Regions from separate parts of the Homo sapiens genome. Here region 1 is linked to region 2. The links are chromatin loops, found by intact Hi-C in ENCODE. Cell type or tissue: B cell. All regions are shown on one strand. Links, peaks and the distances in the headings refer to the core of each region. The heading gives the core; the rest is flanking DNA.

The links. A loop is a pair of places that touch in the nucleus more often than their neighbours do. Peaks named below come from ENCODE experiments on the same cell type or tissue, not always from the same donor. Only the 100,000 strongest peaks of a DNase experiment are listed, where the experiment ranks them.
Region 1: it touches region 2 in a loop (15-fold over the local background); 2 of 110 quality-filtered maps call a loop at or near these places.

The regions. Positions count from the first base shown.
Region 1 is chr13:29,462,698-29,478,485 of GRCh38, forward strand. The region is part of intron 9 of MTUS2 (microtubule associated scaffold protein 2); the gene reads left to right. It overlaps MTUS2-AS1 (MTUS2 antisense RNA 1), which reads right to left. Exons shown (of 3, transcript NR_046378.1): 3 at 13,818-14,242. Among named protein-coding and RNA genes, the nearest start is that of MTUS2-AS1, 17 kb to the right of the region's middle. In B cell, for the core only: CTCF peaks have their summits at 9,845 and 10,054; a DNase peak (open chromatin) is centred at 9,834.
Region 2 is chr13:29,073,732-29,089,519 of GRCh38, forward strand. All of the region lies in intron 4 of MTUS2 (microtubule associated scaffold protein 2), which reads left to right. Among named protein-coding and RNA genes, the nearest start is that of MTUS2-AS2, 170 kb to the right of the region's middle. In B cell, for the core only: no CTCF peak of the experiment used is centred there; a DNase peak (open chromatin) is centred at 7,510; H3K27ac peaks cover 952 bases.

The DNA.
Region 1 (15,788 bases), core at 5,261-13,260, 390 kb after region 2:
TAGCTAGAGGACATCATAGGAAGGAAGGCTGTGCTTTTGTGTGGTCTTGTTCTGCTTGAGAAAGATGAGAGAGACACCACCATTTGTAGAGGCTGTGTGTATGGAGACCGAGTGAAACCCCTAGTGCCAGAGGGAATCGCAGGGAATGAGGTGCAGGAGAAATTGAGAAGGTGCACCAGGCTGAACGACATCCCCGATGATGTCCTCGTTCTAGTCCCCAGAGCCTGTGTTAACCTCCTGTGGTTAATGGACTTTGCAGGTATGATTAACTCAAGGATCTTGAGATGGGGAGAGTATCCTTTGGGGCCCACTGGAATCATAATGCTTCTTGTAAGAGGGAAGTTATAGGCTCAGAGATGGAGAAGAAGGTGTGAGGATGGAAGCAGAGGTCACAGAGAGATTTGCTAATTTGCAGATTCTGCACTGTTGGTGCATCTGATGGAGGAAGGGGCCATGAGCCAAGGAATACAGGTGGCCTCGAGGGGCTGGAAAAGGGGAGGATATGTATTCTCCTGGGAGCCACCAAAGGGAGCACACCCCTGCTGACACCTTGATTTGAGCCTAGTGAGACCAGTTCAGGCTTCTGACCTCCAGGACTGTGGGGTCATAAAGAGGAGTTGTTTTAAGCCCCTAAGTTTGTGGGAATTTGTTAGAGCGGCCACAGGAGACTCCTAGAGAGGTCACAGGTCCAAGAGTGTGAGAAATGGTCATCAAGGAATATCACCTTGAATAAGACACTTCTAGAAGGAAGATTTTTTTTAGTTTCAGAATGAGGAACAGGAGAGCTTTGTGCCTGTTGACTTCAGTTTTCCCAGTGAAGTAGGCTCCAAGGGCACACGCCCTATTGGGGCATTTTGTAGCTGAGGAAGTTGAGGCCCAGAGCTAGGTGACTTGCCCTAGGTCACAGCCACCGAAGACCAGAGGTAGATTCAATCCCAGGTGCTCTGCCTCCTGAGCCCACACTGTTGACCACTTCACCACAGAGCCTCTTCTGGGCAAAGAAAAGGGAGCCTTCAAAATGATAGATGGGGTGGCTCATGCCTGTAATCCCAGCACTTCGGGGGGCCGAGGCGGGCATATCACTTGAGGTCAGGAGTTCCAGACCAGCCTGGCCAACATGGCGAAACCCCATCTCTACTAAAAATATGAAAATTAGCCAGGTGTGGTGGCACGTACCTGTAATCCCAGCTACTCAGCAAGCTAAGGCAATCGCTTGAACCTGGGAGGCAGAGGTTGCAGTAAGCCAAGATCGCACCACTGCACTCCAGCATGGGTGACAGATGAGACTGTGTCTCAAAAGAAAAGAAAAGAAAAGAAAAGAAACGATAGATGTTGGCTGGTGGAGATGGCGTGGTAGAGCCATTCCTGCAGACTCTGGAGGTCCTGGCTGCTGGCTGTGGACAGGATCTGAAGGTTGTGGTGTTGAGCAAGCCATTCTTGCAGATGTGGAAGGTGCCTGCAAGGAGGCTGGGAACAGGTGTGGAGAGGACGGCTGTGAGCAGGTGCCTGAGAGCAGAAAGGGATCACTCTGTGACTCTAAGAGATGTGGAGGATGAGAAGCTGAAGGCGGAAGCCTGGAAGCAAATTCAGTAACCTGAGACTCCACTAGCCAGGAGGGCACAGCCTCGGACCCAAGTGTGAACAAACAGTTCTAAGGCCAGGAGTTGGGGCTTAAGCCAGGGAGAGAGAACAGGAAGATCTAGAATTCAGACATGTAGGAGAGTCAGTGTGGCAGCCCTGGGCAGGTCCCTGTAATCAGTGATAGGGCACTGTCTGCCCTCTGCTCTGTTTTTAAGCAGCCTTCCTGGCACAAGTGATAAAGGCTGTTGGTATTTCACACACCAGAGCTGGCAGGGCTCTGTGGTCCTGAGTCCTGAGTATGGAGACCTAGGGCCTTGTGATTCCAAGGGTGGTCCCTAGGGCAGCAGCGTTACTATACCTGGGGGCTTGTTTGAAGTGCAGACTCTCAGATTCCACCCCAGCTAATTCACAACCTGAATTAGCGTCTGCATTTTAACAGGATCCTCCGATAATTGGTATTGCAGCTTAAGAAGCACTGTCTGCTTACAGCAGTGATTCTCAAAGTGTGGCCTCTGGACCAGCAGCATCAGCATCACCTGGGAATGTGTTAGAAATGCAGATTCTCAGCCCCTGCTGAATCAGAAACTCTGGGTATAAGGCTTAGAAATCTGTTTTAAGCAGCCATGCTAATTCTAACGCATGCTCGAGTTTGAGAAGCACTGGCTTGGGACAGGATGATGCGGCAGTTAAAGGCATAGATTTGAGATTCCACAGATTCAGGTGGACTTGGTTCTGCGCCCAGATTCCTCTTTTTTCATTTGGGAAAATTAAGCAGGAATCACACCTACTTCACAGAACTTTTGTGACGTTCAATAACCCTCTCTACACAGAGGACACAGTAGAGCAGCCGGCACAGAATGAGGGCTCAGTACCCATTAGCTGTGAAGCCATCAACAGTGAATGCCTCAGCTAATATTTATTGAATTACTAGTAGAGGCCAGGCATGGTGCTGAGCACTTACTATGAATTATCCCATTTAAACCTCACGGTAGCCCTAGGAGGGAAGTCCTGGTGCAATCCTCATTTTATAGATAAGGACGGTGAGGCTTAGAGGGCTTAACTCCCTGCACAGGAGCATCAGCTGGTAAGCAGTGAACAGGCCTCAAGCTCCAGTGCATTGGACACGAAAGCCCATGCTCTTAGACACTTGTGCTTTACTTACCGCAGCACTGGGAGAAATGCCATAGCTGGAGGCATCCCCGGTAACGCATTTAACACCAGGTAATCGCGTAGGCTACCCTTAAAATTATAATCTTTGCACACTAGTATTTCCACCCCATTGAGGATTTCCATGTCCAGCCCTGTTTCCTGCCCTGGGGTCTGGGTGATGCCTCATCTGGTCCCAACTTGTTGCTGTTTTTCCTCCAACTCACCATTCTTTCTGGCCTCACGTCCCAAAACTCCTCAGTCCCTGCTTGTTCCACTTGACCATCAGTGACCTTGGCAAGGGGCAGAGCCAGCCAGCCGGCATGCTGGGGGCTTCGTGAACATAAATACATTTAATCCTGGCCTCTGCTCCATAAGGTTGCATTACCTTCATTTTCTAGTTAAAGGTCGCTTCTCTAAATGTCCACTCTGTCTTTGTTACTAAGTTAGAACAGTCTGCCTGCTGGCAGGAAGCCAGGGCTGCATGGAGAAACCGCAACCATGAGTGCAGCAATTCCCGTGAATGCTGTTCTGTTCTAGATGCATTCCAGGAGGAGACAGTTACCAATGAAATGGGATTCACACCTACAGTAGGGACACACACCCATTAGCCAGGACATCCAGCATCTGAAGGTTGGACACTGTCCTGGAAGGGGTGTGGCTTTCCAATGCCGCTGTCTCAGACAGGCCTGCCCTTTGGGAACAGGCCACCTCCCACCTTTTGAGGACTCTGCAGGAAGGTATCTCCTTGCTTTGTTTCAAGTCAGCACATATTTATGGAAATGTGCCATATGCCTGGCATTGCATCAAGTGATAGGAATCTGTAGTTGAAGGCAGCCCAGCTGAGGTCTAGCCAGGGCAGTGGACAGACATTTTTATTAGCCATTGCCATCAACACACTCTTGGGCTATTGATAACTGCCTGAAAGCCTTGCTTCTTCTGTGTCTATGCCTAAAAGTTCCTGGGTGGAAACAATTCAAGGTGATCTCTTTTGTTCCTAGGAATCCGTTTGATGTATTTGGTTGTAATCAGGAGAAGCTGGGATGAGTTGATAAGGAAAATCATGCCTTTCCTGTTTAAAGTTAGGTTCTGTAGATTTAAAACATAAATCCATTCCTGTGCAAAATTAAAAGCCATAAACTGATGAGTAATAAAGAAAGACAATCATACGGCCAGGTGTGGTGGCTCACGCCTGTAATCCCAGCACTTTGGGAGGCTGAGGCAAGTGGATCACTTGAGCTCAGGAGTTCGAGACCAGCATAGGCAACATGGTGAAACCCCATCTCTACCAAACTACAAAAAATTAGCCAGGTGTGGTGGTGCGTGTCTATAGTCCCAGCTACTAGGGCAGCTGGAGTGGGACGATCACTTGAGCCTGGGAGGCGGAGTTTGCAGTGAGTTGAGATTGCACCACTGTACTCCAGCCTCAGTGACAAAGTGAGACCTCATCTCAAAAAAAAAAAAAAAAAAAAGAAAAGAAAGAAAGAGAGGTGCCTTCCACATCCTGTGGAAAATATGCTTTGCATTTGACAACCTAAAAAAAAAAGGAATAAAATTTTGAACCTATTACCATCAAATGCATTTAGATTTATTATCTAGCAGCCATTTGGTCTCCTACTCACCTAAGAGCAAATAAGGTCACCCAGACTATGGGATAGAGGAATGAAGTTAGCAACAGGCTGTGGAAAGAGGCCCTCCAAGCTGTGAAGCTTATTAAATGATTGGGTCACGGGAGTTCATTTTTTAGAACCCCACAGGGCAATTCTACATAGCGAAGAGTGGTCGCAAACTTAAAACTTTTGCCTGTGTTTAAACATTTTTCAGTCATTTTTTAAAAGCTCTTTCTAAAAGGGATGTTCAACATGGAGATGATGGTACCTTACAATTTATGTAACAAATATTCATTTGAGATAAAATTAAAAATCATTTTTTAATGCCACTTTGCACAGGAAAAAAAGAATTAAAACTAGAAAATGACCACTGCAATCACAGGGAGCTATTATCTGGCCTTTCCACTGCCCGGGCCTTCTGGATGGCCCCCATGTAGTGTATTATATGAACCGGTGCCGTGGAGATCTGAAAACTCTGCAAGCCCAAATTAACCTGGAGGAGAGGAAGAAATGGGCTCTCTGCAAAACCATTTCCTATTAAAGCCATTTCCTGTTTATGGGCAGTAGTGTTATTAGTTCTCACTTGGACAGCATTTTTTTTTCTTTGCAAAAACTCATAATTATAACCATCCTCTTAAATCCATTTCCCCTTTCTTCCTTTGCCTCCATAAATCATTCTTGTATTTTTCTCCTCTCAGACCAAGAAGGTTATAACCTTGCAATTATATTCGCACACAGGATCAGTCATTATCCATTTGTTGAAATGCTTATCCTCTAGTTTAAGAATGCATAAAATGCGGCCAGGCGCAGTGGCTCACGCCTGTAATCCCAGCACTTTGGGAGGCTGAGGCAAGTGGATAGCTTGAGTCAAGGAGTTCAAGACCAGCTGAGGCAACACTGAGAAACCCTGTCTCTACAAGAAAATACAAAAATTAGCCAGGTGTGGTGGCGCACACCTATAGTCCCAGCATCGGTGGTGGGAGATGAGGTGGGAGGATCATGTGAGCCCAGGAGGTGGAGGCTACATTGAGCTATGATCACACCACTGCACTCCAGCCTTGGTGACAGAGGGAGACCCTGCCTCAAAAAAACACAAAAAAATCCCAAAAGAGTACATAAAATGGCCAAGTATTTATTACTAAAAAAGAGCTTTAAACTAATCAGGATTTTTATTCTGCTTTTCCTTATATTTCTTTGTTTCCTTTCTTCCAAAGCATATGGCAGAATAACAATATTTTTATTCTTCAAAAGAGCATTACTGAGGCTGGGCACAGTGGCTCACGCCTGTAATCCCAGCACTTTGGGAGGCTGAGGTGGGAGGATTACTTGTGGTCAGCAGTTCTAGACCAGCCTGGCCAACATGGTGAAACCTTGTCTCTACTAAAAATACAAAAAGTAGCCAGTTGTGGTGGCGGGCACCTGTAATCCCAGCTACTCAGGAGGCTGAGGCAGGAAAATTGTTTGAACCTGGGCTGCACAGAGGTTGCAGAGAGTTGAGATTGCATCACTGCACTCCAGCCCCGGTGACAGGGTGAGACCCTGTCTCAAAATACACACACACACACACACACACACACATTACTGAGATTTGAACACCTGGACTGAGTCCTGGCTTGTCTCTTTCTAGCTGTGTTAGCTTAGATGAGTCACTGAACCCCTCCAAGCCTCTATTTCATCTAGTAAATCAGGGGGAAAATGCCTGCTTCACCCATCTTTGCAATATGCAGTGAAGGTTAAACAAATTAATATTGTGTGTTAAGAACCTTTATAAACTATGAAACTCATACAGATGCCAGGCATTGATATTGCTATGAATTCCTCATGTCACTGGGACATGAAGTGATTCTGCAAAAGCATGTTTGTCCTGTAATTGAAGCTTATCTCTTCAGGGGCCCATTTTGGAAGGAAATTATAATAAAAACTGGTACACCTTTCCCTGTTAGCTTTAACAGACAATAGTGGATGTAATAGATACCCCTGCATCATCACAATACCCATAGAATTTTAGGATGCTAGGACAGAAAGGGGCTGAATACTGAAGGTGCCCAACCTCCTCGTTTGACGGATGAGAATGCTGGGCCCCTGAGAGGCCTGTGCCTTGCTGAAGCTCCCATGGCTGGTGTGGACGGAGCCTGGGCCAGAGGCTCCTGCCCCGCCTCTCCTGCCTGGCTTCTGCTTTGTCCTTCTCCCTCCTGTGACCACTCCCCTTCCTGGACTTTTCACTTTTTCCACCCACCCCTTCTAATCTCTCTTTATCGGGAAACTCTGACCTGCAGGATTCAGCGTACAGTAAATTCTTTAAGAAAGAAGGCGGCCAGGCGTGGTGGCTCACGCCTGTAATCCCAGCACTTTGGGAGGCCGAGGCTGGTGGATCACGAGGTCAGGAGTGGAGACCATCCTGGCTAATGCAGTGAAACCCTGTCTCTACTAAAAATACAAAAAATTAGTTGGGCGTGGTGGTGGGCGCCTGTAGTCCCAGCTACTGGGGAGGCTGAGGCAGGAGAATGGCGTGAACCTGGGAGGCAGAAGTTGCAGTGAGCCAAGATCGCGCCACTGCACTCCAGCCTGGGCAACAGAGCAAGACTATGTCTCAAAAAAAAAAAAAAGAAAGAAAGAAAGAAAGAAGGCTGGGTGCAGTGGCTCACACCCATAATCCCAGAAATTTGGAAGGCCAAAGCGGGAGGATCGTTTGAGCCCAAGAGTTACAGGCTGCAGTGAGTCATGATTGTGCCACTGCACTCCAGCCTGGGTGACAGAGCAAGACCCTGTCTCTAAAAATTAATAATAAAAATAAATAAAATTTAGTTTTTTTAAAAAAAAAAGAAAGAAGGGGTGAGATTTCAATGCAGCACTCCTGACATGGATTAGGGGATCTGGAGGCCTCTGTAGTCATCCAGTTTGGGGTCTGTGTTCTCAAAGTTTGGCTCACAGGGAAGGAAAACATCAGTGCCCTTTAAAATGCCACCTTGATAAGAAATATTTATGTATTTTTTACATCCCATCCCAGACTCCTAATGCCCAAAATGCCCTTCACCTTAGTACAGCCAAATCTCAAATATCCTTTCACAAACTGTTTACAGACCCTCAGGGAGAAAAACACAACTATTAACCTACCCCACCGCACTGGGGGAGTTTAATAACTAGAGTCCATCCTGAGGCTCCATGCTTTTAATAACTCAGTACTGTATAAAATACACCACAGCATGTGAACCAGGTGATACTATCACTAATCATGAAAGGCTTATCAAAATTTAGCAGTCTTGAATTTTATATTTTTCATACTAACTGACAACCTCTAACATCCAGAAACGCCCTTCCTGAGGATTGTGACCCAGAGGGGAATTCCACTGTAAGATTACTGTCTGTCCTGCACCTCCCTCATCCCATCCATAAGCAAGTCAATTTGTCTTTGCCTCCCAAATGCATCCCCCATCAATCCATTCCTCCCCATGCAACAGCCTGAGTCCAAGTCATCACTGAATCTCACCACCTGGGCTCCAAACACATTCTCCTCACTGATTGCCTCGCTTCCATCCTTGCCTCCTACAGTCTGTTCTCCATGCAACTACCAGAGGGATTTAAAAGCTTCATTCGTTCCTGTTATCCCGTTTGATACTCTCTGGGGACTTTCCACTGTTACCTGAGCATAACCCTAACTCTTTTGAGGGGCCACAGGCCCTGCATGATAAGTCCCTACCTTCCTCTGGAACTTCACCTCCTTCTGCTCTCCTCCATGGGCACTCAGGCCCCACTGGTTGTCTTTCTCTCCGCAGTATGCTAGAATTTTTCCCATCTTAAGACCTTGGTACTTGCAGTTCCTTCTAACTGGGACTCCCTTTCCCCATCTCTCCACATTCTTCTCTGTCATTCAAGTCTGTTTGAATGGTGTCTTCTCCGAACAGCCTTCTTTATCCACCCCAGCTGAACTTGCCTTCCCCTTTCCCCGGTCTTTCCCTAGCCTTGCTTCTATTTCACTTTCTTTACTGCACTTATCTAAAATTTTTACTATCTGAAATTTTGCTTCCTGGCGGGGCGGGGTGGCTCACACCTGTGATCATAACACTTTGGGAGGCTGAGGCGGGCAGCTCACTTGAGGTCAGGAGTTTGAGACCGGCCTGGCCAACATGGTGAAACCCCATCTCTACTAAAAATACACAAATTAGCTGGGCTTGGTGGCGCGTGCCTGTAATCCCAGCTACTCGGGAGGCTGAGGCAGGAGAATCGCTTGAACCCAGAAGGCAGAGGATGTTGTGAGCCAAGATCACATCACTGCACTCCAGCAACAGAGCGAGACTCCATCTCAAAAATAATAATAATAATAATAAAATAAAATGAAATTTTGCTTCCTACATTTTTTGCTCATTTGTTTGCCCGCCATGACAGCATCTGTTCTCCACTATGCCAAGAACTATGCTTGTCACACAAGAGATGACATAAAGTCAACGCCAGTTTATTGACTGTTGGCCTGCCTATCTGAACACAGATACAAAAATGAGGATAGCAACTGTCCTTGCCCACTGCTGCGGGAGACAGACAGGTAAAGAGATGTGTTGCAGTTTACAACAGTGGTTGTTTTTAGGAAGCTATGGTGAGGCATTGTCCTCCCTCCCACTATTACCACACGGGTGCATCATGGAGGCCCCCACTGGAGGCGTGGACAAGAGGAGAGGCTTCAGCTTATGCTCCAGCCTCTGCTCTGCAGGCCCAGCCCCCCCCGACACATTGATCTTAGGTCACTTAGTTCCTCTTTCTGAGCCCCTGCCTGCTCTTTGCAAATGGATTAGGCTACTTACGGGACCCCTAGTAGGCTTACTGTGGGTAACGGTATGAGGCAGGTGCTTGGCACCCAGGAAGCACTCGCAGATGCCACCTGTGATTTTCACAGCGCCAGCTCCCTTTTGGTCACCAGGCCCGAGAGATGCTGCAGGGACCTGCAGAGATGACAAGAGTCCCAGTGACTCCTGTTCTTTCACTCTTGGTCCATGAACTTTCTGTTGTTTTTCTTTTTGAGATGAAGTCTTGCTCTGTCACCCAGGCTGGAGTGCAGTGGCATGATCTCGGCTCACTGTAACCTCTGCCTCCCGAGTTCAAGCGATTCTCCTGCCTCAGCCTCCCAAGTATCTGGGATTACAGGCACGTGCCACCAAGCCTGGTTAATGTTTATATTTTTAGTAGAGATGGGGTTTCACCATGGCCAGGCTGGTCTCCATCTCCTGACCTCAGGTGTTCTGCCTGCCTCAGCCTCCCAAAGTGCTGGGATTACAGGCGTGAGCCACCGTGCCCAGCCATGGTCCATGAACTTTCATCCTTCATTTTCAGCCGTTCCTTTCTCACTTCTTAACATTGTCATCAAAAATCAGTAATTAGAGAGAGTAGGGCTCTACAGGGTAGTGTGTCCGGGATCCCAGGCAGCTGTGTTTCATGCAACCCACCCTGACCACCTTGCGGATGTTCCTGTGACCTAACGGGTTTGGACAAAGACATTTGCCACCAGGGGGCATTTTTCAGGCAGCATAGCTCCGCCTGGTGGTCACAGGTTTGTTACAAGGATCTGTGCCACCAAAAAAGAAAAACTACACTGCATAAAGATGCTCATAATATCTAATCCCATGTAATTTTACACCTAGGAATGTATCCTAAATGAAAAAAGCAAAATGATATATGGGTGAACATGTTTGTTGCATTTGTCTATAATGGCAAATCTTGGAAACAAACTAATTGTGCAATAATGAGAGAATATAAATTGTGTTACACGAACATGAGAATATAAAGTAGCCATAAAATGTTAGGTAGGAAGACATGGGAAATTCCTAACAGGATATTAAGAATTCACACCACTGAAATGCTATGAAGGGATTACACAATTTAAATTTTCATTTTCTTTGTGTAGTGACATTAAGGGTAATTTTTTAAATTAAATTTTGTCCTTGACAGTTATTTTGTCTTTTCAATTACTCCCAATCTCTTGAAGAAACAACTTAATCTTTTATCTAACTGTGGTATTGTCTATCATCAGTATGTAATGATAGTGACTATTATAGTGACCTAAATATGTATAATGTGCATGTAAATATGTAAATAATATATACTATATGTGTGTATATATAATGGTAACATGTATATATATTATATATACACACAAAGTATTGGTTCATCATTTATTTTATAGCTATTATAAAGCATTTGCTATGACCTAAAAGGCCACATAATATTCTTATTTAAGATTTTATTACGAGCTGTAGAGCCAGATAGTTCTCTTTTGTTTCAGTCTAGTTCCGTAACCACCTATTTTGGCTGCCTCTTTGGAAAACCAATGTAAAGTTACAATTATGCAGAAGACACTTGGGACAGTCGTTGAGAGCAAATTGATCTTACTCGCTGAGTGTTCTCCTACTCAATTTATGAACTGTGGTTGAAATTAAGCTTGTCTTATAAATGGTTCCAACAGCAATTTTACTCTGCTGTTGTTTCAAGGATCACACTACATCTTACTGGTTTACACTAAGAAGTTGGTAGATTGATATCTTTATATATTATATATGTCGGAGGATGTTCAGAATGCAGTTTTAATAATATTTTAGGTATTTTTATATCAGATGTGTGTGTATTATTCATTGTCAATAATCATCAGTTATTTAAAACTGTACAACAGATTATAATCCTACTTTTGCTTTTCAAATCTATGCTTATAAATTAGAAATGATATATTCTCTTGGCCAATCATAATCTGATTATTTGAATATTTATTTTCTCAGCTCCCTAGATTGTAGGGGTTTATGATAGTGGTGTCTGCCTTTCACTCTAAAGGATTAAATGTTTTTACGTGAGTAGAAATAAATAATGAAAGTGAAACTCCAGGTGTTGTCTAATGCTATTAAATTAGCTTACATTAATCTCTGTCTGAAAAGTGCCCAAATAGATAGACTTCTGAAGGTTTACTAGAGGCAACAGGATATTTATTTCTTTAGGGACTCCATTATTGGAGCCATTTCCCCTGGTGCCAGCTGCTCTTATTATCCAATATTTTCTACAGGCCTAGGGCTTACAACAGAGAGCCATTGGAAGAATGTAAGCATCACCTCTCATTTTATAATAGCAATTGGGAATTTGGGGATTGGAGCTATATGTGCAAAAAGTGATTACTTTGCCACTTTATAGACAGCAAAACTGAGGTGTACCCAGTTTGTGATTTATTTAAGACAACAGTGCAGTTCAGGGACAGCCCTAGAATGAAACCCAATCATTTCTGAGCCTCTAGTAGAGTGCCTGGTCCATGAATCGTCCTATCACTGACATGGATAAAACTAAGTGAAATTGAACTTTTACCAGAACTTTTGAAAACCCAGACTTCTCTTTAATTATGACAATAATTTTAAAAATCTTTTTACTTCTAAGTCATGCAAACAATAAACAGGGATTTAATGAAATATATATCATGACAGGAATTCAACATACAGTGAATCCCTGTACCTTGGCACCCAACCTCCCAAAGGAGAAAGAGTAGAAATATAGATACACTTTTTATCACAAATGTAATTTTACAATTACACTGTTTTGCTTGTTGCCTTTTCTTGGTTTAACAATATATTACGGAGGTCATTCCATGATACTACAAAAAGATTTGCCTTATTTTTTTTACTGGTTATCTATATCCCATTGGCACAGGATTCAACCTACTCATCATAATTTGAGTAGCCCCCTACTAGTTCCCTAAGGCAAATTATGCTATAGTGGTTGTCCTTGACTCAGATTTTTGTGCACTTGTGAAATTATTGTATTAAAAGATATGTGTCATTTAATTTTTTCATCAATGTGAATAAGTTGTTTTTATTCATTTATATGTGTTCTGTCTGTTTTATTCCACCTACACAAGCCAACTTATTGCCTTGATCTTCTGGAGTTAAAGCTACTGATCTTGGCACGTGATAAATAATTTTTTCCCATGCAAAACAGTACTTTCTAAAAACAAAATAAATGATTAGCATTTTTCTTATTATTTTCATTTGAGTTTTATGTGCTCAATGTATCTCTAGCTAAGAAGTGGTAAGAATGATTCCTAGGTTCCATGTACAGCCATGCACCACATAACAACATTGCAGTCAACAACAGACCTCATGTACAAAGGTGGTCCCACAAGATTATAATGCAGCTGAAAAATTTCTATCACCCGGTGACGTCAGAGCCTCATAGCACAATGCATTACTCACATCTTTGTGGTGATGCTGGTATAAACAAACCTAATGTGCTGCCAATCGTATAAAAGTCTAGCACATATAATTATGTTTAGTACATAATACTTGATAATATAAATGACTTTGTTACTGGTTTATGTATTTACTATGCTATATTTTTATAATTATTTTAGAGGGTGCTCCTTCTATTTATTATAAAACAAAATTTACTGCAAAACATCCTCAGGCAGGTCCTTCAGGAGGTACTGCCGAAGAAGGCATTGTTTTCCTAGGAGATGACAGCTCCATGGATGTTACTGCCCCTGAAGACCTTCCAGTGGGACAAGATGTGGAGTTGGAAGATGGAGATATTGATGGTCCTGAGCCTGTGTAGGCTTACGCTAATATATGCATTTGTGTCTTAGTTTTTAACAAAAAAGCTTAAAAAGTAAAAAAGTAAATAAAAATTTTAAAAATAGAAAAAAGCTTTTAGAATAATGATATAAAGAAAAACCATGTTTGAACAGCTTTACAGTGTATGTGCATTTTAGGCTAAGTGTTATTACAAAAGAGTCAAAAAGTTTGAAAAAATCAAAAAGTTTGTCAAGTAAAACGGTTATGGTAAGCTGAAGTTAACTTATCTTGAGCACAGAAAAATTTTTTTAAATAAATTTAGTGTAGCCTAAGTGTATGGTGTTTCTAAAGTCTATAGTAGTGTACAGTCATGTCGTAGGCCCTCACATTCACTCATCATTCACTGACTTACCCAGAGGAGCCTCCAGTCCTGCAGGCTTCATTCATGGTAAGTACCCCGTGCAGGTGTACCGTTTTTTATCTTTTATACCGTATTTTAACTGTACCTTGTTAATGTGTAGATATGATTAGATTCACAAATACTTAGCATTGTGTTATAACTTCCTACAGTATTCAGTACAGTAACATGCTCTACAGGTTTGTAGCCTAGGAACAGTAGGCTACACCATATGGCCTCGGTGGGTAGTAGGCTATGCCTACACTCCATGATGTTTGCACAATGATGAAATTTCCTAATAAAGCATTTGTCAGAACGTATCCCCATCATTAAGCAATGCATGACTGGATATCCATATATGTATATATGTATGTGTGTTTGTATATACAACAGTGTTGTGGTAGGGTTTTCATTGTTTTATTTTGCCAGCATTTATCTTCACCATTGTTATCTAGAGTTTTAAAATCAGAATATGAACTTTCCTTCTATAAAAACATCTAAATTTATCCTCTGAGATATATTCCATGTTATGTTAGTTTTTTAAAAATGTTCTTCCTCTCTTTTGGTAAAAATTTTATTGAGATATAATTCACATACCATACAACCCACCCATTTAAGTATACAATGTGGTGGTTTTCAGTATATTCCGAGTTGTGGAAAACTGTCACCACAATCCGTTTTAGAACATTTTCATCACCCCTGAAAGAAACCCAGATTCTTTATCTCCCACCCATAATGCTGCCATTCCTGTCATTTCAATTTTGAAAGATATCTTTTCCCTCCAAGGCAGCTGGATTAGTTATATTTCACCTGGAGTCCATCGAGTGACAGTTTCCTTATACTCTTCCTGTATTATCAGAACATTTCATCTTTATCAGCCTTGCAGGTGAAAAATGATTGCCTGCTTCCATCTGCAAGGGCACTGACCGTCTTTTCATGTTCTTGGCCGTTTGTGTCGCCTCTCAGTGAGCTTCTTGGTAAACCTAAATACAAGCAAACACATCGATGTCACTGCTTTAGTTATCCCATCCACAGGTACATGATACGTGAGGCAAAAGCCACTATGAAGCTACTGCACATTGAATTTTAGAGGAAAGAGCACTTTGCAGACAGGCCCCGTGCACTGGGAAGTCCACATGGAGCTTGTTCCCTGGGCTGCCCTAGTGAGCAGCAGGAGCCTGTGTTTTTGTCTGTAGGGTGACTTTGTGCTTTCTCTCAATGTAGATAAAATTCTTGCTTCTCTACTTGAATTAATTTGACTTTGTGTCAATCTGTCAATCACCGTTTTTTAATTGACATTCTATGGTCTTTGTTCTATTCTCTCAACACCCAGTCATCTCAGGATAAACCTATCTTTATATATCTACCTCTTACCTCTTCTGTGATTCCTAAGAGCTTTGTTCGCTAGCTCAACTCCCTGGTGGAATCCTGATTACTTTTTCTTAGTTGGAGGGTCTTTAGGGAGAGCTGGAGCTCAAGTAAGCTGGGGTCACAGAACTCCTGGGAACAGGCATGTCCTCACCCCTGCCACCACACCTGAGCCACATTGCCTATCAGTCATTGTTCATTAAGTTCCTTGTGTGGGGACTGTAGCCTCCAGTGATCAGAGGAAGGGGAGGACCCTGGGGGTCCCCTGCCACAACCTCAGTACAAGGTACCACAAAGTCTCTGACCAAGTCTGCCTTTCATACTAATAATTATTAGCAGACAAGCAAAATGTCAGCTTCCTACCTGTGCTCTGAAGCTTGGTGCATTCCATCTCTTTGTTCCTTAGAAATACCTCACCTAAAAGATCTACTTGCAGCAGATGTGACAATTATATATATATATAATTGGTCCATTTTGGGTATCAAATTGGACCATTTTTAACACCTTGTCTTCTATACCACAAAATTATTTTCAGCATCACCATGTAATAATCAGTAATACACATTATTTTCCTGACTCACTACATAAATAATTTAAAAAGAAGAAATTTCCATTTTCACGATAATATTTAAATTTATTAATTGAGAAGAATTCAGTGCTACTTCTGTAATATTCCTGCCAAACAGGCATAAGCTCAATGGGATAAGAAGAAAACATCAGATGCACTAAATTCAGAAACATTCTACAAGATTCCTGGCCAGTTATCTTTAAAATAGTGTCCAGGTTCTAAAAGTCAAGGAAAGACTGAGGAACTGTCCCAGCCTGAAGGAGACTAAGGAGACAGGAGCCTCCTTTGGTGCAACTTGTGATTCAGGGCTGGATTCCTTTTCTAGAAAGGACGTCATCGGAGTAACTCGTGAAACTGAAGTAGGTCTGAGCACTGGGCAGCACTATTGTAGCAATGTTTCTTTCCTGATTTTCATGACAGTGCGGTGGTTAAGTTGGGGAAAGCCCTTATTTGTAGGGAATGTACATGGGGAGATATGAGGTTCATGTTCAGCAGGTCAGCATCTTACTCTCAAATGGTTCCAATTATACAATAATGTCCTTGTACTGTACTTCTATGTTTTCTCTGTGTGATTTAAAAAATAAAAAGCCCTC
Region 2 (15,788 bases), core at 4,168-12,167:
GCTGACCACTCTGTAGGAGAGCCTCCCATAGAGCTTTTCAGACCAAAGTTTCCTAAAGTCCCTACAAATGATTGTATTTTCAGGTGTGCATGCTCTCAGTGGGACATGGTTTAACTACAGTGGTTCCCTTGGAGATCTTTCAGGTATGTAGACCTTTTCTCATTCCTATAACAAAGAGGATTACTCTTTGCTCACCCCCAAGCCTCTCAACTAATCATTCAGCAAGACCTGCGAATTCTGTAACTTAATCCATCCGCTCAGCCCCGTTCCTGCTCTCAGAACACCAGGATTTCTCTCTTTATTGGCTGCCTCCCAACTGATTTCCCTGTCTTCAGCCTTGCCCCTCTCCAGCCCATCTTCCACATAGCAAATCATACCCAGTTCTCCCTCCTTTAAAATTCTTTGTTGGCTCCACATTGCTGTCAGAAGAAGGGCCAGACACCTTAATGTCAAGCAAGACTCTTCCAGCTGACCTCTGCAGTTTCTGCTCCCCTAAAATGCCCTATTTCTTCTATAGTCCTAACTTGACTAGCTCCTTTTTATCCTTTATGACTCAGGTCAAGTTTACCTCCTCCAGTAACCTATTCCTTGCTTAGTCCGGGTGGTGCTAGGGATCCCCTCTCCTGTGTGCTCCCACAGCTCTGGGTCCATGCCTCCGTCATGCCACTTAGCACCCTTTAGTGTCATTTTTCTGCACATGTGTGTCTGATAGCAGGAACTGTGCGTCATTTTTTAAAATTATTTCATAAGAGCTGTCATGGCACGCGGTGTACATTCAATGATTATTTCTCAAACTCAGCTGAACTGAGTGAAGGCAGAGGATATGTCTTCACTGTTCTCTTCCTTCTCCTACTTCTTCAGCTTTACTGTCCCTGAGGTAATTTTCATTTTCTAAGCTTCTGTGCTCCTCTCAAGTGACTGCAATACTGACACTACGAGTGCTTCTATTTTAGTCACCTATCTCCTGGGTTGAGAGGGGCTGATCTTGTTCCCAGTTTTCTGTATCTTTGATCTTACTTCTTTATTTTCCTTTCCCGGAACTAGTTAACTAGCTAGCTAGCTCTAGGGCTCTCTCAGTGTCTGTCTCTGACTTTCTGTCTCTCTTAAACCACAGTTTTATTGAGATATAATTCACATATTTCACTATATATTTCCACCATTTAAAGCATAAATTCAAATATTTTAATCCTATCCACAGAGTTGTGCAACCATCACTACAGTAATTTGAGAACATTTCATCACCCTAAAAAGAAACTTATCAATATACTGTCGCTCCAGATTTCTCAAGCCCCAGCCCCTGGCAACTACTAATCTACTTTCTGTCTCTATACATTTGCCTATTCTAGACATCTTATATGATGGAGTTATACAATCTGTGTGACCTTTTATGTCTGGCTTCTTTCACTTGCCTTAATGTTTTCAAGGTTCATCCAGTTTACACCATATATCAGCATTTCATTCCTGTGTTAATCTACTCAGGCTGCCCCCTCCCATTTGTAAAAGAGACACAACGGGAGGCACACAGGGTTCACTATCCCAGAGCAGCTCTGAACACACGTTGGTACGGCTAAGTTGTTCCACTGTCTAAGTGATTTTTCATGGCTCTGGACTCTACCATCTGGACTTTTGATTCTGCCCTCTTTGTCTACTTTCCTTTTTTATAAAAGTTTTGAATCCTAAGAGTGTTCTTAGCCTGTTTTCTGCCTGCAGAAGTTTGGTTGTCTCAAGATCTCCTTTCAGTTAGTATTATCTCTGACTGTTTTAGTCTAAGCTGACTGTTTCTGCTAATATAATTATCTTAAAAAGTTTGTGAGTCTGCTATGAATATTACTGGATTCACTCCATTAGATAAAAGCCACATCAAAAAAATCACTTCAAAATAAAGCCTTTCTCTACCTTGGGCTTCCACTGAGGTTACTGAGGGACAACAACTTTATGTTTCCTAGAATCCTATTGATTACCAGTCATTTAAGACACTGCCTTAGATTTTTCTGGTCTTAACCCAAGGATTTTAGTCACACCTTTAGCTTCACCATTAGACCATATTTTCCTGTTAGTGTCTGAACAGGATCATTGCCTAGAAGTCATTTCTTAATTTTGGTATTATTTACCATCTGGAGAGGCTTGGACTTTTCAAACCTCTAACAAGTCCTACCTCCTTTACATTTAGCAATTGGTTTATATTGAAGTCTTTAGCTTATCCTTCTACTCTTACACTTTACCAGAAGAGTGAGAAGAAGATAGGTAGCATCTTCAAAACTCTACCTGGAAATCTGGAAATCTCCTTAGCTAGATTTTTAAGTTCATAAGTTACAATCTATACGTTTCGTATTATAGAAGGTAACATTGTTGCTCAATTTTCTGCTATTCATTAACAAGAATTCACTTCCCATTAGTTTCCTCAGCTTCCTTTAAGCCTTCACTGACAGCTTCTTCATAAAGCTTCTTCTGGAAGTCTCTTTGAAGCTCCTTAGGCTTTCAGTAATGCTTTCCTCAAGTTCCTTACAGCTTCCACTCATTGCCTGGCTTCAAAGCCACTCTTACAGGATAAGTTTTTTATTATGGTATTAATAGCACCCTCTTCCAAGTACCAAAATCTGCATTAGTTATATGTTGCTAAATAACAAATCACTCTAACGCTTAGATGCTGAAAACTGCAACAATTATTTATGATCTAATGGTTTCTGTGGGTCAGAAATTTGAGAACAGCTTGGCTGAGTGATCCAGTCTTGGAGCCTCTCATGAGTTTGCAGTCAGATTTGGTTAGTTCTACACATCTGAAGGCTTGATGGAGGATGGAGAACCCTTTTCTGAGATGAAGTGATTACTCACATGGCTGACGAGTTGATGCTGGCTGTTGGCAGGCCTCAGTTCCTCCCCATGTGAACCTCTGGACGGGGCTGCTTAAATGTCCTCATGGCATAGCTGGCTTCCCCCTCGATGAGCAATCCAAGAGCCCAGGGAAGAATCTGCAGTATCCTTTATGACCAAGACTCAGAAGTCACACACTTCGCTTCCTCAGTATTTTACTGGTCAGCCCTGATTCACTGGTGTGAGGATCACTGGAGAGCCACCATCTTGGAAGTTAGCTCCTGTGCACCTTGACCTATGTTCTATTTTTCCTTTTGGTGGAAAGGTGCTTTTGCAATTACAGTAAGAGTGGCATTAATGATAGCAGCAATAGCAATGCCTATCATTTGTTGGGTGTTTATTATATGTTAGGCAATATGATAAGCATTTTAGATGCAATTTCTTTTCTATCATTGTAATGAATAGATGGTTTTATCCTCATTTTTCATGTGAGAAAACTGAAATTCAAAGAGTTTGAGTCTTTCTTGAGATTATACACTTGCTAGTAATTATACAAAATGCAGATCTGTAATACAGTTCTGAAATGTGCCACTTCTCTTGCTTTGTTTAATTGTGTCTTTCTTTTCTCCTTTGGGAGAGCTGTAGCCCTAATACTACAGAGTTGTGTTTAAAGAGGTTTGTCCCAGTGTGAAGAAAGCTTGATAAAAAACAGCTGCTGTTTGTTTATGTTTCCAAGCAAGGTGAGAGAGGAAGAATTGCTTCTCAGCCATGTGAACAAAGCAAACCACCTCTCTAACAAAGTATCTGTGAAAGGAGAAACTGTAAAAACAACTAGGAAGAACTATGGTAAAATTAAAAAAAAAATGAGCCCAAACAATATATTGCCCTGTACATATAAATGTACCAGAGAAAAACTTCAAATATGAAATTATAAGGAAAACATGGCCCTTGAATAAAAACACTGAATCATTCTGCTTGATGTGTTTTGCTTTCATTTAGTTTTTTCTTCCCATAGCACTTACTCTCACCTCTATTCCGGTCCTGTTACCCACTTTATCTTAGGCTGTGGTTATCAGTGAGCCACAGTGCTCCAGCAGATTGTCAGCCCTGGTAGGGACTACTCCTTCTTTGTTTCTGAATTTTCCAGAACACCTTGTGAAGTGTCTTGACAATGGTAGGCATCTGTGAATGCGTATTGAATTGGATTAATATACATTTACTTTCTTAACTTCTTTACTGGTTGCCTGGAATGTCAAGAACGTTTGACAATGTTGGATGGATCTTTATCAATATAATAGTAAAACTTAAAACGCTATGATTTTAGTTGATTGAGATATTTTTGTAACATTACAGAGTCATTAAAAGGAGAATCAATACAAAAAGGGAAAATGGCAAAACAAACTTAATTCTTCAAGTTTCATCAAAATGAGAATATCTGGTTTTTTCAAAGGATTTATCTTTTAAAAGAAAAATGATATTATTTTGAAAGAACAACACATCTTTTAAAAGTTCAGCAGCAGCACAATCTTTTTTGTTGTTCGAATAGAAATTTTCATCTTTTTTTTGGGCAAAATCTTGTCAGAATATAATGATAAAAATGAAAGAAATGAGTCCACTTCAGCTTCTTTGCATGAGATTTGAATATTTGATCTTAGGTTTTTATTAAAAAATGTTTATTAGCTTCTGGATTTATTTAAATTAATTTCCCTATTAGGATTTTATTCATTTAGAAGAGTCTTTGATCTGCCATACAAAACATTTATTCCACCTGCATGAGAGGAGTGTTTTTGTAGAGGACATACAATAACAGACCAAGTTTTCTATCTGACACAGGCCCTTTGAAAGTGAAGATATTTATATAGATTGGGAAAACAGCCATAGCTCTGTCTTAATGTAAGCCTATTCCTGAGCTGAAGAACTTTTATTTACCATAACAGCTTTGTTGAGATATAATTCGTGTACTATATGCAATTCACAATTTAAAGGATACAATTTAGTGGTTTTTAGTATATTCACAGAATTATGCAAATATCACTGCAATTTTATAACATTTTCACAGTCCCAAAAAGAAAGAAATCTTGTATCCATTAGCAGCCACTCCCTCAAGCCCCAGTTCTGGGAAACCATTAAGCCATTTTGTCTCTATTTTGGGCATTTCGTGTAATGGAATCATATAATATGTGGCCTTTCAAACTTCATCCACATTTCAGCATGTATCAGTACTTCACTCCTTTTTATAGCTGAAAAATATTCCAGTGTATAGGTAATCCACTTTGTTTATCCATTCATCAGTTGAAGTATATTTGCATTCTTTCCAACTTTTGTCTCTTATGAATAATGTCAAATTTATGTGCAAGTTTTATGTAAACATATCTTTTCATTGGAATATACCTAGAAGGAGGATTGCTTGGTCACATTGCACCTCTGTATTTAATCTTCCAAGAAACTGCCAGGCTGTTTTCCAAAGTGGCTGCACTATTTTACATTCCCACCAGCTATATGTGGAGGGCTCCAGTTTCTCCATATCCTCACCAACACTTGTTATTGTCTGTCTTTTTAATTATAGCTGTCCTAATGAGTGTGTCATGGTATCTGATTATGGCATTGATTTGCACTTTTTCTGATGGCTGAAAATGCTGTGCATTTTGTCATGTGTTGCTGGCCAGTTAGTTGTACATGTTCTTGGGGGAGATACCTATTCAATTTATTTGCTAATTTTAAAATTTGGTTATTTTTCTTTTCATTGTTGTGTTGGAATAGGTATTTATACATGTTGGATATTAGACACTTATTTGCAAATATTTTATCCCATTCTTAGGGTTTTTTTCTCTTTTTTGATAGTGTCCTTTGAAGCACAAAAACTTTCAGTTTTGATGAAATTCAACTTACCTAAATTTTTCTTTTGTTACTTATGCTTTTCATGTCATAGCTAAGAAACCATTGGCTAATCTGGTGTCATCAAGATTTATACCTATTTTTCCCCAAGAGTTTTGTAGTTTTTTCACACACCTTGAAGCTTTTAATTCATTTTGAATTTTTAAAATATAGATGAATAGGGGTCTAGCTTTCTTTGGAATAAGTATATTTAACACCATTTGTTGAAAAACCTCTTCTTTATCCAATGAATGGTCTTGGCAACCTTGATGAAATTTAGTTCACCACAAATATTGGGTTTATTTCTGGAATGTTAATTCTGTTCTACTTAGCTATATGTCTATCTTTATGCTAGTACCACACTGTCTTGATTATTGTAGCTTTACACTAAGCTTTGAAATGGGGGAGTATGAGCCCTCCAACTTTGTTCTTATTTTTCAAGATTATTTTGGCTATTCTTTGTCTTTTGAATTTCTATATGAATTTTAGGATTAGCTTGTTAATTTCTGCAGATAAGCCATGTGGCATTTTACATAGGAATTGCATTGAATCGGTAGATCAATTTGGGGAGTATTGCCATCTTAACAATATTAAGACTTCCAATCCATGAACATGGGATGCTTTCTAATTATTTATGTATTCTTAAATTATTTCAACAATATTATATAGTTTTCAGAGTAAAAGATTTATACTTCTTTTGTTAAATTTATACCTGTTGTAGCTGCTCTGTGGACATAGGTGGATTCGTATCTCAATTTTGTTTGGATTCTCATTTAGTATTAGGAAAATATTTAGGTAATTTGAATTTGTAGTAAAGCAAAGTGGAATATTATAGAGTGGCCTTTTTATAAAGTAGTTTGGTATGAGTTAAAATTAATACAGAGGAAAAAAACCCCAAACTACTCTACTTTGGTTCTTACATTAATTGGAACTTTAGCAATGAGGTGATTCCATGGTGTATTAGGGTTATCCAGAGGGACAGAACTAATAGGATAGATGGATATATAAAGGGGAGTTTATTAAGGAGTATTGACTCACACTGTCACAAGGTGAGCTCCCACAATAGGCTGTCTGCAAGCTGAGGAGCAAGGAAGCCAGTCCATATCTCAAAGCTGAAGAACTTGGAGTCTGATGTTCGAGGGCAGGAAGCATCCAGCACAAATGTAGGCTTGGAGGCTAAGCCAGTCTGGTCTTTTCTTCTGTCTGCTTTTAATCTGGCTGCACTGGCAGCTGATGAGATTGTGCCCACCAAGATTGAGGGTGAGTCTGCCTTTCCCAGTCCACTGACTCAAATGTTAATCTCTCTCTCTCTCTTTTTCTTTTTTTGAGACAGAGTTTCACTGTTGTCACCCTGGCTAGAATGCAATGTCACAATCTCAGCTCACTGCAACCTCTGCCTCCTGGGTTCAAGTGATTCCCCTGCCTCAGCCTCCCAAGTAGCTGGGATTACAGGTGCCCACCACTATGCCTAGCTAATTTTTGTATTTTTAGTAGAGATGGGGTTTCACCATGTTGACCAGGGTGGTCTTGAACTCCTGACCTCTGGTGATCCTCCCATCTCAGCCTCTCAAAGTGCTGGATTACAGGCATGAGCCAACGCGCCTGGCCCCAGATGTTAATCTCCTTTGGCAATGCTTTATTACTGACATAAATAAAGCAGGGCAGTCCTCTCAAGCAGATTGAAAATGTCTTGAGAGAGCACTGAAAGGAGATTGGCTTGGAGTTTTTATTGAGGTTAGGGTATAGGGTGGGGCAAGGGTTTCTGTACATAAACAGGAACTTGCCTGGTTTGACTTTCCCACAAGCACCAGAGGAGGGAGCATCTAGGCTTTGTGATCAGTCCAGATGTGGGCCATAAGGGGAAATGAGAGCAGTGAGGCTGAAAAAGATGACAGCTTCAAACATCAAACACAGGAGTCTTACTATTACAATTCACCCTGATGTCTAACTGACGACTAAAACATACTATATATTATTTTATTGAATTTGAGCTTGTTTAGTAAGCCCTTATGGTGCTCTATGAGGCTTATAGCCTGAGGCCAATAAGGAAGACAAACATTCCATTGAATCCCTTGTTCAAGAGCCCAGCATTGTGTGTTCTGGGAAGCAAAACGTTTCTTGTACTATCAGTGTCTGGAACTCCAAAGTGTTAGGTTGGTGCAAAAGTAATTGCAGTTTTTACCATTCAAAGTAATGGCAAAAACTGCAATTACTTTTGCACCAACCTAATAGATAAGGAGTGTCTTGATGAGACCTTATATTGTGGCTTGGGCATGTGTAGAGATATGTGTGACTTTAATTTATATTTTGGGTATCTGTAGGGCGAGAGATTACCAGAGGTTTGGTTATTTTTGTTTTGTTTTGTTTTGTTTTGTTTTTGTTTTTGTTTTACCCCAAGTGTGGCAACCTTGAACGAGAAATTGTTGTGGTCTTTGACTAGACCAGAGTGTCAGACTACTGGCAATGACCCAAGAATATAAAAATATGCAGATGGAATCAACTTTTGGCCGGAGTATCCAGTGTTACACGACTGCCTGAAGTTTGTCCGATTGTGGTGACCCTTGGTTTCAGTTATGGACTGACTGTTTGTGTCTCCCTAAAATTCATATGTTGAAGTTCTAACCCCCAATGTGATAGGAGTTGAGGCTTCAGGAAGCAATTAGTTTTAGATGAGGTCATGAGGATGAAGCCCCCATGGTGGGAGTACAAGAAGAAACACTTGAGTTTCCTCTTCTGCTGTGTGAGGACACAGCAATAAAGCTGCCATCTGCAAGCTAGAAAGAGGGCCTTTACTGGAACCTGACCATGCTGGCACCCTGATATTGGACTTCTAGCCTGCAGCACTGTGAGAAATAAATGTCTGTTGTTTAAGCCACCCAGTCTGTGGCATTTTGTTATGACGGCCTGAGCTGACTAAGATAGGTCCCATCTTGTATCAGCAACATATTGATTAGGGGATGAAAAGTAGCAGCTCTCCAGTGAGCTCCGTCATGCCTGATGGTGATATTTTCATCTGTAAAATGTATGAACTCCCATTGCTGTTGATTAGTTGATTGCAAGTGGCTCCTTACATAGCCAAATCTTAAAGGGGTGACCTCCTCCAGCACTGTGGCATCAGGCAAAGGTCTGAGGAAAGGGGAGGCCCTCCTTTCATCCTCCTACAACTTGGCAAATAGAATATGCGAGAGGGCCCACGTTTGGCCCTGTCCTGTAGCAAAGAGGCCTCAATAGCTATGCCAAGCTTGCAGGGTGCCACTTGTATGACTCAAGGCATAATGGAGACCTGGGTATGGAGGGTCACGGGTTCAGAGAACAGAAGTTTCTCTTCTCAGGAGAGATCAGCACATGGCCAGAATTTGGTATTCTTATATTGTATACAGCAGGGCCAAGGGGGTTCAGTTTCTTGTATCAGAAGTCCAGGGGTAACTTATAGCCATTATAAGTGGTCTAGAGACTCCAGGAAGCATGAGAGGAGGTTACTAAAGCTTTTATAGTGAGGAGTCTCTGAGGGAACTAAAGGAAATGCATGTTGATTGCAGTTTGGACAGATTCTAGAGGCGGTTGTTGGAGGGAAGCCCATTGAAGATGGGCTTCAATAAAAATTTACAAAGGAAGGATATTTTGCTTCCTGAACCCAAAAAAGCCTAAAAGACCCTGGGCTTCCCTTACTATTTTTGGTGCTGATACAATCATTAGCTATTTCTTAAGAGTCAGGGGATGGAGTTCCCTGCAGTTTACCAGGTAATTTTCAGGAATTTAGCATGGTGGCAAGACGTTGTACTATGCACAAGGCAATGGCCCATTTCTCTTCTGTGAACTCCTTGGTGAGTTTTTATTTGTATGTCCTGAACGAGTGTGTCGAATGTCGAATGAATGCCTTCAGAAGAGAATGTCATCAATATAATGTCATGCCTGTACTCTTGGAGAAAGTTGAGTGCAGTTAAGACCTTCCCTGCAAAGGCTTGTGTATGATGGCAAGGCTGTTGGGGTACCCTGTGGGTGGCCACCAGCTAAAGATAGGTTGTATTCCTTTAGAGGTAAAGGAAAGTTTTGACTAAGAAGCTGTTGAAGTGGGAGCTGAATGGAACATATTAGCCAAATCTATAATAGCAAAATACGTTGCAGTTGCTGATTAGATGGAGTCAGTCAATTCAATAATATAATGTCTGGGGGCCTTACTGGGTAGCACTATGGCATTAAGGTTACATAATCCACTGTGTAGTGTCATTCATTCCAAATTTAAGAACAGGCCAAATTGAGTTCTTATATGAAGGAACAATGGAGGCATGTGATGGATTTCAGTACTTGTAAGTTTCTGTTTAAATTTACATTGAGCCATACTAACTGGTTTTACTAGGGGTATGGTCCATGGGGTCTCATTTTGCCAAGCCAATTTTGTATATGTCAAATTCTTAATTATATTTAAATGTATTGATCATTAGGCCAGAGTGTCCATGCTCACTATGGGATATTTTAGGACAATGAATGCTATGATACTGGAAAATTTAGACAATAATTCCTGCAGTTAAGGTGAAACATACTTATGTGCCCTCTATTTTTTGTTCAGTAACTCCCCTAAGATTATAGCATGTTAATCTGTAAATGAAAGACTTATAAATTAGATCTATATTATAGATTATAATTATAGGGGGTAATTTGTTTAAATTTAATGAGATCCCAGGAATAAATGTAGTTTGAGCCTCAGTGTTAAGGCCATGAAGATTTGCCTGTTGGTGCATTCAAATTGTGTTAAAGTTAATTCAGAACCTATGTTGCAGAAGTACAAAAGCCAGTTAGTGCCCTTTTAAATCTTACGTTGTATAAATTCTTTTAGTAAATTTTGGATTTCAAATTGGGTCCAACTGTGGGCCTCTGTTTCACTTTTTTGTTTCCTGTCTCATATCTGGTTGCTTTCTCCATCTCTTTCTTCTTCCCTCCACCCTCCTTAAAAAAAAAAACAAAACAACTGTTGTTGTTACTGAGCATTCTCTCTACTTTGCTTAGATTTATAAGTTCCATCCTCCAGAGAAGTTCAAATCAGTATTGTCAGGGTTAGGGGCTCCTCCATGCAATGGTCTCTTTCTCTTTTTCCTTTCCCCTCCCCTCCCCTCTCCCCCCCTTCTTTTCTTCTTTCCTTTTTTGATGGAACCTTGCTCTGTCGCCCAGGCTGGAGTGCAGTGATGCAATCTCAGCTCACTGCAACTTCTGCCTCCTGGGTTCAAGCGATTCTCCTGTTTCAGCCTCCCTAGGAGCTGGGACTGTAGGTGCATGACACCACACCCAGGTAATTTTTGTATTTTTAGTAGAGGTGGGGTTTCACCATGTTGGCCAGGCTGGTCTTGAACTCCTGACCTCAGGTGATCCACCCCCCCCCCTCACCGTTGGCCTTCCAAAGTGCTGGGATTACAGGCATGAGCTACTGTGCCTGACCTCAGAGGTTACTTTATAGGGTTTAAGAACACTGGGTTTAACTAGTGATATGGTTTGGATGTGTGTCCCTCCAGATCTCATGTTAATGTGATCCCTAATGTTGGAGGTGGGGCTAATGGTGTTGGATCATGTGGGTGGATCCCTCATGTATGGCTTAGTGCCATCCCCTTGGTGATGAGTGAATTCTTGCTCAGTTCGTTCATGCAAGGAGATGCAGTTGTTTAAAAGAATCTGGGACCTCTCCCTTCTTTCTCTCTTTCTCCCTTTCTTGCCATGTGACATGCAGGCTTCCCTTTACCTTCCACCATGAGTGGAAGCTTCCTGACATCTCACTAGAAGCAGAGGGTGATACCATGTTTCTCATACAGCTAGAAGAACCATGAGCAAAAGTAAACCTCTTTTCTTTTTCTTTTATTTAGTAACTGTTATTTATTTTACTTTTCAACTTTTATTTTAAGTTCAGGGGGTACATGTGAGGTTTGTTACATGAGTAAATTGTATGTCACTGAAGTTTGATGTACAAATAATTTTGTCACCCAGCTAGTAAGCATAGTACCCAATAGGTAGTTTTTAGACCCTCATTCATTTGTCACCCTCCCTGCTTAAGTAGACCCCACTGTCTATTGTTCCCACCTTTGTGTCCATATGTACTCAAAGTTTAGTTCCCATTTACAGATGAGAACATGTGGAATTTGGCTTTCTGTCCCTGTGTTAATTTGCTTAGGGTAATGGCCTCCAGCTCCACCCATGTTCCTGCAAAGGACATGATCTTGTTCTTTTTTTGTGGCTGTGTAGTATTCCATGGTGTATATGTACCACATTTTCTTTATCCAGTCCACCATTCATTGGGCACCTAGGTTGATTTCATGTCTTTACTATTGTGAATAGTGCTATGATGAACATAGGCATGCATGTATCTTTTTGGTAGAATGACTTTTTTTCCTTTGGCTGTATACCCAGCAGTGGGATTGCTAGGTCAAAATCAGTTCTAAGTTCTTTGAGAATTCGCTAAACTGCTTTCTATAGTAGCCAAACTAATTTACATTCCCACCTGCAGAGTATAAGCATTCCCTTTCATCTTCAGCCTTGCCAAAATCTGTTATTTACTGATTTTTAAAAAAGAGCCATTCTGACTGGTGTGAGATGGTATGTCATTGAGGTTTTGATTTGCATTTCTCTGATGATTAGTGATGTTGAGCATTTTTTCATATGCTTGTTGGCCGCATGTATGTCTTCTTTTGAGAAGTGTCTATTCATGTTCTTTGCCCATTTTGAAATGAGGTTTGTTTCTTGCTTGTTGATTTGTTTAAGTTCCTTATAGATTCTGGATATTAGGTCTTTGTTGCATACATAATTTGCTAACATTTTCTCCCATTCTGTAGGTTTTCTGTTTATGCTATTGATAGGTTGTTTTGCTGTGCAGAAGATCTTTAATTAGATCTTACTTATTTATTTCTTCTTTTTGTTACAATTGCTTTTGGAGACTTTATCATGAAATCTTTGCCAAGGCCTATGTCCAGAATGGTATTTCCTAGGATTTCTTCTAGGGTTTTTATAGGTATTACATTTAAGTCTTCAAGATTGTAGGTGTGTGGTTTTTATTTCTGGCTTCTTTAACCTGTTCCACTGGTCTGTGTGTTTGTTTTTGTACCAGTACCATGATGTTTTGGTTACTATATTCTTGTAGTATAGTTTGAAGTTGAATAGTGTTATGCCTCCAGCTTTGTTCTTTTTGCTTAGGATTGCTTTGGCTATTGGGGCTCTTTTTTGGTTCCATATGAATTTGAGAATACGTTTTTCTAGTTCTGTGAAAAATGGCATTGATAGTTTGATAGGAATAACATTGAATCTGTAATTGCTTTGGGCACTATGGCCATTTTAACAATGTTGATTGTTTCTATCCAAGAGCATGGAATTTTTTCCATTTCTTTGTGTCATCTATTATTTCTTTCAGCAATGTTTTGCAGTTTTTGTAGAGATTTTTCACCTCCCTGGTTAGCTGTATTCCTAGGTATTTTATTCTTTTTGTGGCTATCATGTTCTTGATTTGGTTCTTAGCTCAAATGTTATTGGTGTATATGGTACTGGGTTTTATATATTAATTTTGTATTCTGAAAATTTACTGAGGACGTTTATCATTTCTAGGAGCCTTCTGAAGGAGTCTTTAGGGTTTTCTAGGTATAGAATCATATCATCAGTGAAGTGGGATAATTTGACTTCCTCTCTTCCTATTTGGATGCCTTTATTTATTTCTCTTGCCTGATTACTCTGGCTAGGACTTCCAGCACTATGTTGAATAGGAATGGTGAGAGTGGACATCCTTATCTTGTTCCAGTTCTTAATGAGAATGCTTTCAGCTTTTGCCCATTCAGTATGATGTTGGCTGTGGGTTTGTCATAGATGGTTCTTATTAGTTTGAGATATGTTCCTTAAATGCCTTGTTTGTTAGAGGTTTTTAACATGAAAGGATGTTGAATTTTATTGAAAGCTTTTGCTGTGTCTATGAGATTATTATGTGGTTTGTAGTGTTAGTTCTGTTTATGTGGTCGATCACAATTACTGTTTTGCATATGTTGAACCAACCTTACATCCCAAGAATAAAGCCTACTTGATTGTGGTGGATTAGCTTTTTGATGTGCTGCTAAATTCAGTTTCCTAGTATTTTGTTGAAGATTTTTGCATCTATGTTCATCAGGGATATTGGCCTGAAGTTTTCTTTTTTCATGTGTCTCTGTCAGGTTTTGGTATTTGGAATTTTAGAATACGTTTTTCTAATTCTGTGAAAAATGGCATTGATAGTCATTAGCTGTTGATGCTGGCCTCATGAAATGAGTTAGGAAGGAGTCCTTCCATGATTTTTGGGGTTGTTTTGCTCTCATTTCTCCAGTTCCTCTGGGTATAATGTTAGGTGGTTAGTTTAAGCATTTTCTGGCCAGGTGCAGTGGCTCACGCCTGTAATCCCGGCACTCTGGTAGGCTGAGGCAGGCGGATCACAAGGTCAGGAGATTGAGACCATCCTGGCTAACATGGTGAAACCCTGTCTTTTCTAAAAACACAAAAAAATTAGCCAGGCGTGGTGGTGGGTGCCTGTAGTCCCAGCTACTTGGGAGGCTGAGACAGGAGAATGGCATGAACCTGGGAGGCGGAGCTTGCAGTGGGCTGAGATCATGCCACTGCACTCCAGCCTGGGTGACAGAGCAAGACTCCGTCTCAAAAAAAAAAAAAAAAAAAAAAAAGAATTTTCTAACTTTCTGGTGTAGGTGTTTAGTCCTATAAACTTTCCCCTTAATGCTGCTTTAGCTGTGTCCCAGAGATTCTGGTATGTTGTATGTTTGTTTTCATTAGTTTCAAAGACTTTTTTATTTGTGCTTTAATTTTTATTTTTTACCCAAGTCATTCAAGAGCAAGTTGTTTAATTTTCATGTAATTATATGGTTTAGAGTGATCTTCTTGGTATTGATTTCTAATTTTATTGTGTGATCTCAGAGTGTGGTTGGTTGGTAGGATTTTGGTATTTTTGAATTTGTTGAGAATTGCTTTATGCCTGAGTGTGTGGTTGATCTTAGAGTATGTGCCATGTGCAGATGAGAATAAGGTACATTCTTACATTGTTGTGTGGAGTGCTCTGTAGATGCCTGTTAGGTCCATTTGTTCAAGTGTTGAGTATAGGTCCCAAATATCTTCGTTAATGTTCTGCCTTGATTTCTAATGTCAGTTAGGTGTTGAAGTCTCCCACTATTATTGTGTGGTTATCTAAGTTTCTTTATAGGTCTTTAATGAATCTTGGTGCTGCAATATTGGGTTCATATACATTCAGCATAGTTAAATCATCTTATTGTATTGAACCCTTTATGATTATGTAATACCCTTCTTTATCCTTTCTCATAATAGTGGGCTTATTAAATCATAGTCTATTTTTTTCTAAGATAAAAATAGCAACCCCTGTTCTTTTTGTTTTCTGTTTGTTTCATACATTTTTCTCCATCTCCTTACTTTATGGGTGTCATTGCATGTGAGATGGATCTCTTGAAGACAGCACACAGTTGGGTCTTGCTTATCTATCCAATTTGCCACTCTGTCTTTTAGATGAGATGTTTAATCCATTTACATTTAAGGTCAATATTGATATGTGGTTTGTTCCTGTCATCATGTTGTTAGCTGGTTGTTATGTAGACTTGATTGCATAGTTACTTTATATTGCCAGTGGGCTATGTACTTAAGTATGTTTTTGCAATAGCAGGTATCAGGTTTTTATTTCCATATTTAGCCCTCCCTTTATGGCCTCTTCTAAGGCAGATCTGGTGGTAACAATTTTCCCTAGAATTTGCTTGTCTGAAAAGGATTTTATTTCTCCTTCGCTTATGAAGCATAGTTTGGCTGGGTATGAAATTCTTTGTTGGAACTTCTTTTCTTTAAGGATGCTAAATATAGGGCCCCGATCTCTTTTGGCTTGTAGGGTTTCTGCTGAAAGGTCCACTGTTAAGCTGATGGAGTTTCCTTTGTATGTGACCTGCCCCTTATTTCTAGCTAACTTTAAGGTCTTTTCTTTCATATTGACCTTGGAGAATCTGATGACTATGTGCTTTGAGAAAGGTCATATTGTCTAGTATTTCACAGGGGTCCTCTGAAGTTTTGGATTTATATGTCAACCTCTCTAGCAAGGTCAGGGAATT